Linked DNA regions of Homo sapiens: all the other regions are linked to region 1. Evidence: chromatin loops called from intact Hi-C (ENCODE). Cell type or tissue: MCF 10A. All regions are shown on one strand.

The links. A loop is a pair of places that touch in the nucleus more often than their neighbours do. Peaks named below come from ENCODE experiments on the same cell type or tissue, not always from the same donor. Only the 100,000 strongest peaks of a DNase experiment are listed, where the experiment ranks them.
Region 2: a loop joins it to region 1, with 17 times the contacts of the local background. A loop is called at or near these places in 104 of 110 quality-filtered maps.
Region 3: it touches region 1 in a loop (11-fold over the local background); 11 of 110 quality-filtered maps call a loop at or near these places.

What each region holds. Positions count from the first base shown.
Region 1 is chr16:77,969,445-77,974,444 of GRCh38, reverse strand. It overlaps VAT1L (vesicle amine transport 1 like), which reads right to left. Exons shown (of 9, transcript NM_020927.3): 8 at 2,512-2,595. It overlaps LOC105371351 (a long non-coding RNA gene), which reads left to right and starts at 2,725. Exons shown (of 3, transcript XR_007065123.1): 1 at 2,725-3,216. RefSeq lists an enhancer at 4,529-5,000. In MCF 10A, a CTCF peak has its summit at 2,693 (motif pointing right); a DNase peak (open chromatin) is centred at 2,714.
Region 2 is chr16:77,673,928-77,678,927 of GRCh38, reverse strand. No RefSeq gene overlaps it. Among named protein-coding and RNA genes, the nearest start is that of NUDT7, 46 kb to the left of the region's middle. In MCF 10A, a CTCF peak has its summit at 3,022 (motif pointing left); a DNase peak (open chromatin) is centred at 2,987.
Region 3 is chr16:77,597,892-77,602,891 of GRCh38, reverse strand. It overlaps LINC02131 (long intergenic non-protein coding RNA 2131), which reads right to left. Exons shown (of 3, transcript NR_184319.1): 2 at 3,649-3,807. Among named protein-coding and RNA genes, the nearest start is that of LINC02131, 9.5 kb to the right of the region's middle. In MCF 10A, a CTCF peak has its summit at 2,881 (motif pointing left); a DNase peak (open chromatin) is centred at 2,891.

The DNA of each region.
Region 1 (5,000 bases):
CCTTCCTATCAGCCCGAGGACTTGGGAGCAACTCATGTGTGATGGACACAGGAGCATCCCAGGGTGGGAAATTGGTGCCAACTATTTTCTTGAAAGCCATAAGCTTCCAGGATGGGCCTAGAGCCTGTCTGCCTTCTCCAAATGGGACTGAAAGAGACTTGGTCATATGTTTAAAGACTACAAAGAGGTGTACAGGAGACTCAGGATCCAAGTCACTCCCTCCCCTCCCTCTCGTTGCCCTCTCATCTGCTTTGAACAGCCCTGGAACTTAGTAAGTATTTAATAAGTTATATCCATGTTGTATCAGTCACTTAACAAGAGGGTGTTTTACAATGTTGAAGGTGTCCTTCATTGAATGAAATGACTGTCATACCCAAATTACATTATGGTTACAAGTCAAGGAAATACTTTTAAAAATACACACTCCTGGCCGGGTGCGGTGGCTCATGCCTGTAATCCCAGCATTTTGGGAGGCCGAGGTGGGCGGATCACAAGGTCAGGAGATCCTGGCTAACATGGTGAAACCCAGTCTGTACTAAAAATACAAAAAAATTAGCCAGGCATGGTGGCAGGTGCCTGTAGTCCCAGCCACCTGGGAGGCTGAGGCGGTAGAGTGGCATTAACCTGGGAGGTGGAGCTTGCAGTGAGCCAAGATCGCACCACTGCACTCCAGCCTGGGCGACAGAGCGAGACCCCATCTCAAACAAACAAACAAAAAAACACTTTACATGACAATATGCAAGAAATTTTAGTTCTTTTTTTTTTTTTTAAAGAACTGATGCAGCTTCAAGAATCAATGTGTATGTAAATGAAGAAACAAGAAACACTTCCCGAATATTTTTTCTGTTAAAGATAACCTGGGGGCCAGGCATGGTGGCTCACGCCTGTAATCCCAACACTTTGGGAGGCTGAGGCGGGCGTATCATGAGGTCAGGAGTTCAAGACCAGCCTGACCCACATGGTAAAACCCCATCTCTACTAAAAATACAAAAATTAACCAGGTGTGGTGGTGGGCCCCTGTAATGCCAGCTACTCAGGAGGCTGAGGCAGGAGAATCGCTTGAACCCGGGAGGCGGAGGTTGCAGTGAGCCTAGATCGTGCCATTGCACTCCAGCCTGGGTGATAAAGTGAGACTCCATCTCAAAAAAAGATGACCTGGAACTTAGTACATATCAGACAATGCTTTATGAATACTATTCTAACTGGGAACTTATCAATCTCCACTTTACCGATAGGGGATCAAAGCTGAGTAGTCATGTAACTTGCCCAGGTCATAAACAGGGGCTCAAGGTTTTGAATCCATGCAGTCGGATGGTCTGTGCACTGACCACACCACTACATAGTTCCTCCTCGAGAGGCCCCAGGGAGAATAGGTGGGATGTGAGTTTGACATGCTATACTCCTGGTGGTATCCCTGGGATATAAGGGTTTTATTCTGGTGAAAGAAAAAAAAAATCACAGCTGGGTGTGGTAGCTCACGCCTATAATCCCAGCACTCTGGGAGGCCGAGGTAGGCAGATTGCTTGAGCTCAGGAGCTCAAGACCAGCCTAGGCAACATGGTGAGATTCTGTCTCTAAAAATAATATAAATAATATTTTAAATTATATTTTTATTTATATTTTACATTATTTTTATTATTTTATATTATTATTATTATCATTTTTGAGACAGTCTCATTCTAGTCCCCCAGGCTGGAGTGCAATGACGCAATCACGGCTTACTGCAATCTCTGCCTCCCAGGTTCAAGCGATTCTCCTGCCTCAGCCTCCCCAGTAGCTGGGATTACAGGCACCTGACACCACACCCGGCTAATTTTTGTATTTTTAGTAGAGACGGGGTTTCACCATCTTGGCCAGGCTGGTCTCAAACTCCTGACCTCAGATGATCCACCCGCCTCAGCCTCCCCAAGTGCTGGGATTACAGGCGTTAGCCACCTCCCCTGGCCAATAATAATTATAATTAGCTGGGTGTGGTGGTGGTCTCCTGTAGTCTCAGCTGCTCAAGAGGCTGAGGTGGGAGGATCACTTCAGTCAGGAGGCGGGGGCTGCAGTGAGTTGAGATAGTGCTACTGCACTCCAGCCTGGGTGACAGAGTTTAAGACTCTCTCTCTGAAAGAAAGAAAAAAAAAATCTGTGGAACCATCAGGGAGCATCTCGGAAGCAGCTGGCATCATTCTGTTAGGAACATGAATGTGAAATTATTGAAATTTTCCAGGAATTTCTCCCAAGAGCTAGCAGCTGTAATAGACAGGTCTGTTGTTGCTATGCTTTCCTGCCTATGCCTTCAGATTGCTTTTGATATGCTCTCACTGAAGCACTGGCCTTTCCTTTTCAGCATTCATCTCAGTTTGTCATGAATCCCTCATGTATGACATCATTTGATTACCCCTGGTCTCCTCCACTAGCCCACAGGCTACCTGTACTTCCTTCTACCCCACCCGTGTCTGCATCTGATTGACCCGTGGTGCTCTCTCGCGTGGAACTGAACAGACTCCTCTGCTTTTCACTCACCAGTGGAGTTGGGGTCTTTTCTACATCCAGAATTAACTTGCCAATGTTCCCTCGGTCGTGAATCCGCTGCATGGCCTCCTTCACCTGCGCGAAAAGGTGAGAAACAGAGGTGCTGGTTAGGCGAGATGTTCCCCAGTTAAAAAGGGGGCCTGGAGAACTCAAACTGTCAAGTGACCACCAGAGGGCGCTGCGGCTCAAGTTTAGTGGCTAAGAGGTTGCTGTTGGACGCTGGGGTGCAACTACATTCTGGTTGGGCCATTCACACACACTGATCTTGTGCAAACATCTTCTGGGTCGGAAAAGTGAGGGTGACAGCTCTTGAAATAAGTAGATGAACATTCCTTAAAAGGGTGGGGGAAGGTTCTCTGGAGTTCTCAGAATTATGTGCTGCAGGGTGGCAGGGTGCATTAGTCAGATTAGATTTTGACCAATAGAGATATTTTCTGAAGGTCATTTGTGCCCTGCTTACTTCAATGTTATTTAACTGTGACTCGTAGTTGGGCTAAATTGACCCATTACTCAAGGCTGAACTGAACTCAGGAAAATTCTCACGATTCTGGTTATTGGGAGGAAATGTTGTCTCTATCTAAGTGCAGTTTCCCCTCAACACTATAATATTCTCCCCAGGAAAGAGGGCCTCCTGTTTCTTTTCAAATGTTGGGGGCTTGCCAGGCCAACAGGTGTCTCCTGGGATCCTCTGAAACGGTAAGTTTGTGGCAGAATCCAATTTGCCTTTTGAGCATTTCATTCTGTTGCCATGTGGAATTCCAACTGTTGAGGTGGGGATGGGGAGGGAGGCATGAGAGTTAAATGAAATCCAGAAAGGGCAACATGGAGCTTGGTGCTTGGTACAGGCCCATGCTCCACATCTCAATGAAATCTGCGTGGAAATGCAACATCTCTTGATTAAGAAAAAAAAAAAAGTTTTAATAGATCTAGCCTAAATATTTTTCCTGAAGTCTCAAATGTTTAAAATTTGTGTTAATTCAGTCCAAAAATATTCATTAAATGTTGCGTCTAGCCTAGATGCTATGGTTAAACAAAATTAAAAAGTAAGATACAGTGCCTGCCTTTGAGGAACTCACCCTGTGGCTGATTGATAGAGCAGTATTTGCTTGTATGAAAACCGAAGACTTCTACACATTTGGATAACAACTTGACACAGCTATTAAAATGTTTGTATTCTAATTGCTTTTCTGGAACTTTATCCTAAAGACATAATTTAAATTATGGGGAAAAAAACTTATTACACAAAAGATACTCAATTACAGTATTGCTTTTTATGGCAGAACATTGAAGCAACTTATATGTCCCAGAGATAAGGGGATGATTAAGTAAATAATGACTCTCACATGTGTCTACTGAAAGGAAATGATATGTGGTTGTTAAAGAAGATAAAGATATATACAGCTAATTACAAAGACTACATAGCAGAATTAAATGTTGTAATATTGCTAAATGAGAACTGACATGCATATTTAAAATGTTTTAATCTCTAGCTCCATAAAAACACACATATACTAAAATAACTAGAAAGGGCTATGGATATATGATAAAACATCATGTAGAAGAAATGGATGCCTTTTAACTTTAGCGTCAGTCTGGTAACATATTATCAAATCAGTATTTAATATAAATGCACTTTTAAATGCAGTCTTTGGACAACCTGGCAGTGATCGGAATCAACACATTTTTGGGGGGACAGGGTCTTGCTCTGTTGCCTTGGCTGGAGTAAAGCAGTACAATCACAGATCACTGCAGGTTTGACCTCCTGGTCTCAAGCAATGCTCCCACGTCAGCCTACCAAGTAGCTAGGATTACTGGCAAGCGTCACCACGTGCTCAGCTAATTTTTTGCCTTTTTTTTTTTTTTTTTTTTTTTTAGTAGAGATGTGGTTTTGCCATGTTGCCCAGGCTGCTCATGAACTGTTGGCCTCAAGTGATCCTCCCCCGTTGGCCTCCCCTAAGTGCTGAGATGACAGGCATGAGCCACTGTGCCCGGCCCTGATCTCTGATTAATAGTGTCATATGATTGTTAAAATTTCTTGACCCTAATACATAATTCAGTAGATTCCTTTTATTTTTGTAGTGAGCTCTGCTTTTCAAAGGTTTTCACATTTGTTCATTATAGCTACTGCCCACCGGGAATCTTCATATATTGTAGCAGACACCTTCTAAAATGGTTGTCAGTCATCCCCATTGCCTGGTACTCATCCCCTCCCCGTGAACATGGGCTACACCTAGTGACTTGCTTCTAAGCAACAGAATAGAGCAAAAGTGATGATACATCACTTCCAAAATTAGGTAATAAAGGACCGTGACTTCCATCTTGCAGTCCCTCTTTCTCTAACTCTTGATGCTTCCTTGTTCTGATGACTCAAACTGCCATGTTGTGAGCTGCCCTATGGAGAGGTCCACATGGCAAGAAACTGAAGGCAGACCCCAGCCGACAGTCAATGAGGAGCAGATACCCTCGGTCCAAATGCCAGT
Region 2 (5,000 bases), 300 kb after region 1:
CCACCACGCCCAGCTAATTTTTGTATTTTTAGTAGAGATGGGGTTTCACCATGTCGGCCAGGGGTGGTCTCGAACTCCTGGCCTCAAGTGATCCACCCACCTCCACCTCCCAAAGTATTGGGATTACAGGTGTGAGTCCCCGTGCCAGGCTTTTTTTTTTTTTTTTTTCCTGGGACAGGGTCTCACTCCTGTCTCCCAGGCTGGAGTGGCAGTGGCACAATCACAGCTCACCACAGCCTTGATGTCCTGGGCTCAGGTGATCGTCCCGCCTCAGCCTCCCAAGTAGCTGGGACTATAGGTGCATTGCTAATATTTTTTGTATTTTTAGTAGAGATGGGGTCTCTTTATCTTGCCCAGGCTGGCCTTGAACTCCTGGGTTCAGGCAATCCTTGCCCCTCGGCCTCCCAAAGTGCTGGAATCACAGGCATGAGCCACTGTGCCTGGTATCTCCTACTATCATTGCAACTTTTGGTGAATGATATGGTTTGGCTGTGTCCCCACCCAAATCTCATCTTGAACTGTAGTTCCCATAATCCCCACGTGTCGTGAGAGAGACCCAGTGGGAGGTAATTGAATCATAGGGGCACTTACCTCCATGCTGTTCTCATGATATTGAGTGAGTTCTCACAAGATCTGATGGTTTTATAAGTGGTTCTTCCCACCTTCTCACTCTGCACTTCTCCTTGCTGCTGCCACGTGAGGAAGGATGTGTTCGCATTCCCTTCCACCATGATTGTGGACTTCCTGAGGCCTCCCCAGCCATGCTGAACTGTGAGTCAATTAAGCCTCTTTCTTTATAAATTACCCCGTCTCGGGTATGTCTTTATTAGCAGTGTGAGAATAATCTAATACAGTGAGTACCTGACATTTTTTAATCCTCAGATTTTCTGTCAGAAAACATAAAAATTACGTCTGTTCCAGAGGGTTTTGTTTTGCTTCTGTTTGTTTGTTTTTGAGACAGAATTTCGTTCTTGTTGTCCAGGTTGGAGTGCGATGGCACCGTCTCAGCTCACTGCAACCTCCGGCTCCCGGGTTCAAGGGATTCTCTTGCCTCAGCCTCCCAAGTAGCTGGGATTACAGACGCCCACCGCCATGCCTGGCTACGTTTTTTGTATTTTTATAGTGACGGGGTTTCACCATGTTGGCCAGGCTTGTCTTGAACTCTAACCTCGGGTGATCTGCCCGCCTCAGCCTCCCAAAGTGCTGGGATTACAGGCGTGAGCCACCGCACCCGGCCCCACTGGGTTATCGTGAGGGATTATAAAAATAATTTATATGGAGAGCTTGGCCCAAATTAGGTATCACAAAACATAGGCTATTAGTAACGGTAGTTGTGGTGTCCTGTAGAATCTTCTATCAGAGATAGAAGCACTGTTTTGTAATTATAGTTTAGAAACATCTAGAATGTGTTCAGATGTGAACTATTTGAGGAAGGAAATATCTTCTTATGTTCTTGGCATGAAGCACCGTGCCTGTCACACTGTGTTCCTCTATAAATATTTTTCTACTCATTGAGCTGAATGGTGCCTCATTTTATAGATGAGAGAAGCAAGCTCAGAGATGGTGAATGGTTTCCCTAGGTTGCATAATCTGTGCTATGATGGAATCCAGTATTTCTGGTCCTTCGCCTGAGGCATTTAGCCCGGTTAGCAAAATAGAACGATTGGCTGGGAAAAAGCTGGGAAGTGGGGCAGATTCATAACACACTGGCCAGGCTGCAGATCAGGAGGGTGCTCATGTTTTTAGCTGGACCTCATGGTTGGTTGCCTGAACCACTGTCTCCCTAGCACCTTTCATACCCTGAACTCTACTTTTCACTGTGCCTACCCAGCAAAACCTTAACATTGTGTCAGTAGTGAATTTTCCTTCCCTATTCTTACTCCCAGGCTTCTGAACTTTATGGCAGAAACCCATGTGACTAGGCAGGATGCTACATTACAAATTTTTGGATTCCAGTGCTTAATGAAGTACCTGGGACATAGTAGGCACTTGGTATGTCTTTGAGAGAGTATGTGAATGAGTGAATGAATTAACATGTCTTAGTTCAAAGTCCTGTAGTTGTCTTTGGTCAGCTCCTCTCCCACCTCCAAAGTCATTGAAGGCAATATAAGAGCAGCTGTGAGCCCATTCTCTGGAGTTTAGACCCAGTGGCACCATTTCCTATCAGCATGCTCTTGGGCAATGCACTTCATCTCTTGTCTTTGTCCTCATCTAACAATAGGGATCTCTTTGTCCTCATCTAAAAATAGGGATAGTAAGAATATTGACTTCATTGGGTGAGTGAGAGGAATTCATGCATTAATTCACGTAAAGCACTTCGCACTTGCCTGGTACATCAACGAATATTGTCCTATTATTATTATTATTACTCCTATAACCAACACAACCTCTGACTCCCAAACTGGGGAGGAAGATTTTGCTCTTGACTTGAAGGAGAGATTTGGATCCCTTAGGTGTGAATGATCTCACATTCTAAATTCCTACTCCCAGATTTTAAACCAGGGAGACACGTGGTCCAATTTGTATTCTAGAAAGAGTACAACTTCAGGAGAGTTACTTCAGAATAAGCCAAAATGTAGAACTATAGAAATTTAGAGGAGAAATAAGATTTGAGGGTCATTTATTAAATAAGATTTGAGGGTCATTTATTAAATTTGAGGGTTATTTATCAAATACGCCAAAATGTAGAATTATAGAAATTTAGAGGAGAAATCAGATTTGAGGGCCGTTACTTTTAATGGCGAAAACTGCACTTACTTTTGCAACCTAATAGAAAACTTTCACCATCCATTTGGGAAAATTGCAATCCACAGTTGAAGTGACTACCAGACTGACTCCAGGTCTCGGGCATATTGAGTCCCAGCTCCAAGTATTTAATATTTCTCATGCTGTCATCTCTTAGCGCACAGGCAAAAATGTGTCCTGTGCTTTTTAACCTCCTCTGACGCTGGTGGGTCTGTGCCATCCTCTCGTTTAGGTCTAACGGGGAGAATGTGTTGTATAATCCTGCCCTCTGCTGGATAGTGTGCATATTGCAGCAAAGGGAAGTGCATGAGAAATCCGTCAATAAAGCCAGCCAGATGTCAAACTGAAAGATTCTCCCTGCAAGGAGAAATGGCAATCCTGGGGTTCCTTGGGGTGTGTGTGAGGGATTTCTTGGAATTCTGGTACCAGGATGGAAAGCGTAGTCTTTTATTAAAGGAGCGGGGGCCGAGCAGTGGGGGGTGATAATGTTTCTTTCAAGAGGAATATTGGAAGCGGCCACTCCTTTAGCCACCCGTGTAATTGTCATTCTTTTACTAAGTCTCAAACTCTTTCCGTATTACTAAGAGGTGTTTTGCAGGAGTCCTGGTCTATTCTACTTTGTAAGTCTGTGAACATTTAGAAATTGGTTTATCAAGTCCCAGAAGAGTGCATGCAATGAATCTACCCTGTGGACAAAAAAATTTGCCAAGCATAGTCAGTTTTATAAAAGATGATCAAGTTAAACCGGGACTGAATGTAGCTATGAGTATAACCATTATTATGTCAAGAGGGTGACAGCTTCACAACGAAGCCTGTAATTCTCCATCACAGCGTTTATCTTGCTTATTGAATTCCTTAGACTTTCTTACAAGGCTACAGACTGCATAAGGGCAGGGATCATATTCACCTTATTTTGCTGCTGTAGCCCCAGAATTTAGTAACAGTGTCATGTACACACGAGATCCTCAATGATTAGTTCTTGCCTGACCAACTGAAAATCCTGTTGACTGTCTCTAAAGTCGTGTTGATAGCTGATAGGTGAAAAGTTCCTTTGTGTTTTTGGATAAATATCTGCAGTGTGGGTCATCGTGTTGCAATTGTTTAGTCTTCGACTGTGACCACAACACAAGGAATCCATGGAACTAAAAGTACATATTTGAGCTTAACTTTCTGAGCATTGAGGCTACCAACTCCTTAAAGGGGCAACCATGTGAGTAACAAGGCTTAATTTGATTATTTACTAATACAAAATGTGTGCTTTTATTAACTAGGGTTAGAGTTTTGCATTTACTGGCAATGAGAATTTGGGCAAGCCATTTATTGACGCTAAGCTTCTGTTTCTGTATGTTTCTGCGTGGAGATACAAGTAGTATCTATTTCATAGTTTTGTTCTGAAAAATAAACGAGTTAATTTATTTAATTTACTTGGCTCCAAGGCTTATACGTGGAAAATGATCCGTAAATATTATCAGTAAAAGAAGCGGGAGGAAGATACAGGAAGGAGAAAGAAATAGCTATGGTTGTTTTTTCAGATACAATTGGTGATTTCATTGCCCTTGTTATATTACCTATTAGGCATAATGTTTGTTAAATCTCATTAATTCAAACTACCTTTTTTTTTTTTTTTTTTTTGAGACCAAGTCTCGCCCTGTTGCCCAGGCTGGAGTGCAGTGGTGCAAACTCAGCTCACTGCAACTTCCACCTCCCGGGTTCAAGCGATTCTCCTGCTTTAGCCTCCTGAGTAGCTGAGATTACAGGCACCACACCTGGCTAATATTTGTATTTTTAGTAGTAACAGGGTTTCACCATGTTGGTCAGGCCGGTCTTGAGTTCCTGACCTCATGATCCGCCTGCCTCGGCCTCCCAAAGTGCTGGGATTACAGGTGTGAGCCACCGCGCCCGGCCTCAAACTCTTTTTTTTTTTTTTTTGAGACAGCGTCTGGCTCTGTCGCCCAGGCTGGAGTGCAGTGGCGCGATCTCGGCTCACTGCAAGCTCCGCCTCCTGGGTTCACGCCATTCTCCTGCCTCAGCCTCTCAAGTAGCTGGGACTACAGGAGCCCGCCACCGCTCCCGGCTAATTTTTTGTATTTCTAGTAGAGACGGGGTTTCACTGTGTTAGCCAGGATGGTCTCGATCTCCTGACCTCATGATCCACCCGCCTCGGCCTCCCAAAGTGCTGGGATTACAGGCGTGAGCCACCACGCCCGGCCTCAAACTCCTTTTATATAGAGAAACCACATTTTAGGTTTTAAGTT
Region 3 (5,000 bases), 370 kb after region 1:
CAATTAAACTCTTTACTGCAATGCTGTGGTCTTTATTTGTGCAGCAGACAGGAAGACTCTGCCAGGCAGTTACAACAGTGCTTGCTCTGCTTCATATTTTCCTTCAGGAGTTTTATCCTAAAATGTAAATATTGATCAGCTTTTTAAATTGTCTTGGAAGTAGGGGCCATGCCCGTCTTGTTTCCATCCTCTATTTCCTTCTCTGCTGTTTACTTTTGGGTTATTTAAACATTTTAAAAAAATCTACTGTGTTTTAACCATATATTTTTGTCTGGTTTTTAAGTAGTTGCCCTGAGGTTTATAATTACATATTTAGCTTTTTAACTGTCTACTGAAATTCAACATTTTACCATTTCCAGTGGAATATCAACACTCCTATAAGCATCTCTTTACTTCCCTTTAGGTTATAATTTTTCATCCAGTACATCTATGTATATTGAAAACCCCAGTAAACGGTGTTTAATTTTTGCTTTCCATCTTTTTTCTCAAGCGAAGAATGGTCTATTTACTCTTTCATTTGCTCTTTATTGCTGATGTTTAAAATTTCTATCTGGTATCATTTTCCTTCCTCTTGAGGAGCTTGCTTTAGCAATTTGGTGAGGGCAGATCTGTTGTAAACGATTTTTCTTAGTTTTTCTTCATCTGAGCATGTCCTTATTTCAACTTTATTTCTGAAGGATATTTTTTCTGGATGTAGAGTTTGTGTTGACAGTTCTTTCATTTCAACACTTTAAGAATAGTGTGCAACTACCCTCTGGGCCCATAGTTTTGAAACAGGATTTTTCTCGGCCCCTTTGTTGGGCTCACAGCAGGGACATCCCATCAACTCGACCCATCACGCTCAGCCCCTTGCGGGAGGGAGCACATGAGCTCATGAGTACAGGATTCATCCAGCCACTCTGAGTGCCAACACAGGAGCAAATTCCTTGTCAGCCCACGGCCAGATCAGATGTGTTACCTCCAGGGGAACATGGCGGTGCCCAGGCAGAGGTGCCGGTGACCCCAAAGCAGCAGCGTTAGTGTGCTCTTTAGCTCTTTTAGTTCCACTGTCCACAGCCTGATGGACAGCAGTGTGTTAACAGCTCGGTCAGCCCCTTGCCCTGTTATATGAGGTGCTGCCCTCCACCAGCGAGGCCAAAGGGCCAGTGCTACAGCCTTTCAGAGTACCTGAGCTCAGTGTGTCCCAAGCTCTAGTCCAGAGTCCAAGAAGAATGAGGTCATGTTGATGATTAAAAGGTGATGAGAATGTAAGATTTTATTGAGCAATGAAATGGCTCTCATGAGAGAGAGGAGTTTGTGGGGGAGGGGGGTGGTTGTTCCCCACCCCTGCAGTCAGGTGATTCCTCCCTCTCTGTGTTTCTGGGTCAGAGGCTTATTATTATTATTATTATTTTTCGACAGGGCCTTGCTCTGTCATCCAGGCTGGAGTACAGTGGTGCCATCTTGGCTCACAGCAACCTCTGCTTCCCAGGTTTAAGCAATTCTCCTGCCTCAGCCTCTGGAGCAGCTGGGACTACAGGTGTGTACCATCACGCCCGACTAATATTTTTATATTTTTAGTAGAGATGGGGTTTTGCCATGTTGGCCAACCTGGTCTTGAATTCCTGACCTCAAGTGATCCACCCACCTTGGCCTGCCAAAGTGCTGGGTCAAGGGCTTTTTATGGACTCAGAATGGGGAGTGCATGCTGAGTGGTTTGTATGCAAAAGATTAAAATGAAGACACCACTCAAAGGTGGGCACAACAGTGTAGAAAACCAATTAGGAAAGGGTAGGAAAACGTAAAATAGGTAAAGGGTGGGGATCGACCAGAGGAAAGTATGCCAAATGGGAAGACAAGTTCTCAATCTGGTCTGAGGATTTAACCTGTAGCTTGGCTTTCAGGCTTTAAATTGTCTTTGCCTTGGAGGTGGGGTTTCAACAGGGATCTGCCCCTTTCTGCCTAGGCATTGAGCTGCCTCCTGTAACTATCAGTTTCTAGTGACAAATCTGCAGTAATTTCAATTGCTGTGTCTCTATGGATAATGACTTTATTCTTTTTCCTTAGTTTTTAACTGAGTAAGATGTGTCTTGGTGTGGATTTATTTTGGTTTGTCCTGTTTGGGAATTACTCAGCTTCTTGAATCTGTAGGTTTATGTCTTTCACCAAATTTGGGAAGTTTTCAACTTGTAATCTTCAAATATTTTTTCAGTACTGTATTCTTTCTATTTCCGGGATTTCAGTCACATGAATGTTAAAACATTTATTATCACGTAGATCCATGAGGCTCTATTAAAGTTTTTCAATCTTTTTCTTTCTTTTTAGATTGGGTAAGTTTTTTTGCTCTATCTTCAAGTTCACTGACTCTTTCTTCTGTTATCTTCATTCTATTAAGCCCATTCAGTGAGGGTTTTTTTTTTTTTTAAATCGCAGTTGTGCTTTTCAGTTCTAAGATACTGACTTGATTCTTCTGTATATCCTCTATGTCTTTGCTGAGACTTTCTCTCTTTCCTTTGGTTTCAAAAGCATTTAGAGTTGCTTGCTCAACCAACTGTATTTTTATACTATATTTTAAAGGCTTTCTCAGATAATTTCAACATTTGTATTATATTTGTGTTGATGTCCATTGATTATCTCTTACCATTTGAGTTTAGCCTTTCTTGATTTTTCATTTGTTGGAGTAATTTTAGATTGTATCCTGAACATTTTAAATGTAGTGATAATAGACTCTGGGTCTTTCTAAAATCCTGTGAAGGATGTTGATATTTTTCTTTTAGCAGTCAGTTGGGCTGTCTGAGGCCAGGCCCCAAGTTCTACCTGACATTCTATGGGTTATGATTCCAACATTTGTCCAGTTTTCAAACACTTTTCAGTGCTATTTGGATCTGCCCTGCATGTGCTCCATCTAGTGGCCAGTCTGGATCCTGGAAGGTAGTTTGTTCATTGAACAATGTATCTATGTAGTAGGCTGAGTAGGATCAGATCTGTACATGCACTGTAAGAGAATGAGCCCAAATGTTCATAAACACATTTATGGGTTTGTTTTCTTGAGTTCTACTTTATTTCATGCCTTTAATATTTTCTGTTTCCTGGAAGTTCCTCTTTTTGGCCTTCTGATTACAAAACTAGAAATCGATTATCCCACTCTGGTGGGTTGGTTGCCAGTGGTGGGGATACAGAGAGAAAAATGGAGGTTTTCCCTCAATCTCTTGGGATCACAAGTCCAGAAAACAGAAATTTCTCTCCCATAGAGTTTTGGCTTCTGTGAGTGCCTGTTATTGGAGCTCTTCTGCCACCCTCGCAAAATTGATTTTTATGAAAAAACAATCTTAGTAATAATAACAAAGGAGAGTAGAAAATTTGAGGAGGTCATAAATATGTTGATGGCCTTGATGGTGGTGATGGTTTCATGGGTGTTTACTTTCCCCAAACTCATTAAGATGTTTACACTGAAATGTACAGCTTTTTATGTGTCAGCTAAAAAATAGAAAAAAGAGAAAACCAAATGGGGATTTCTATAGTTTCTTTTGGAGGTAGGAGTTCCCTTCTCAGGTCCTCATGGCTTCTCCTACAGTTTTCTCATCTGTCTCTGCACTGTTGCCCACTACCAGGTCTGGTGTTTAAGTTCAGGCCAAGATATACTAGAGGAAAGAAGATTGAAAAACCCACCTGTGGTTCAGCAGCATTTCAAATTCTGGTCTTCTCCCCCAATCTGTGTGCTGCCATTTCCTTCTCAGAGTCCTCAAATAGCTGCTTTGTGTGTTGTGTCCATGTTTTATTGCTCTATTCAATGGGAGAGGCAGAATCGAGTGTGTTTCTTCATGTTACCTGGAAACAGAAATCCTTAGTTATTGATTTAGGTGAGACACAAAACCTTCTGCTATTTGTGCTGATTCTGTAACCCAAATAGCTGCCTTGTTTTATTCGTGGGGAGCCACTGGAGTTCTAATCCTGGTGCTGGAGTGAGTTGGTCAAGTTAGTTAATGTCTCTGAGGCGTTGTGTACATTGTGAATACTGTAGTATTACCTGCCCAACTTGTCCCCTTCCCATGATTATTGTGATGATAAAAAAAGATGTTGGATGTGACAATACTTTGAAAAGTATAAAGTGGGCTGGGTGGAGTGGCTTACACCTGTAATCCCAGCACTTTGGGAGGCCGAGGTGGGCCTATCATTTGAGGCCAGGAGTTTGTGACCAGCCTGGTCAGCATGGTGAAACCCCATCTCTACTAAAAATACAAAAATGTGTTGGGTGTGGTAACAGGTGCCTGTAATCCCAGGTACTCAGGAGGCTGAGGCAGGAGAATCGCTTCAACCTGGGAGGCAGATGTTGCAGTGAGATGAGATCAAGCCACTGCACTCCAACCTGGGCAACAGAATGAGATTCATCTCAAAAAAAAAAAAGTATAAAGTGGTATATAGAAAATAAATTATCTCCTGCGACCTGCAGAAAGTGATTGATAGGTGTATTCCTGGAATAGGGATGGAGGATCGAGCAGCTGTCTGTCTGTGTTGGGCTGGGAGCACCTCTAGGACTCCCTCATCCCCCGTGTACTCTGTACACAGGCCACCATCCTTCCTCCCTGAACCTCTCTTCTCTCTCAGGTTTCTGGGCACTGTAAGAAGCATTGTTGCTAATTAAAGACTAACAGACCAGAAATCAGGGGATGAAACTCATGATTCTGTCACTGATAATCTCTTCACTTTTCCTCACGGTGTTCCAGTTTCCTCATCTTTAAAATAAAAAGAATCAAAAGTCAACGATTTTCAAGCTCTGTTTTATGGAGTCTTTGTCAACCAGCACTCCCTTAGTAGCGGTGAATGCTTGGGGTGGGGGTCAGGTTGGAGATGGGAGGGCTGAGATGACAGTTTGATTTTCATCTGCTTTCGAGACAGGGTCTTGCTCTGTCAGCCTGATCATGGCTCACTGCAGCTTCAACCTCCCAGGGCTAAATCAGTCCTTCTACCTCAGCCTCCCGAGTAGCTAGGACAACAGGCATGTGCTACCATACCCAGCTAAT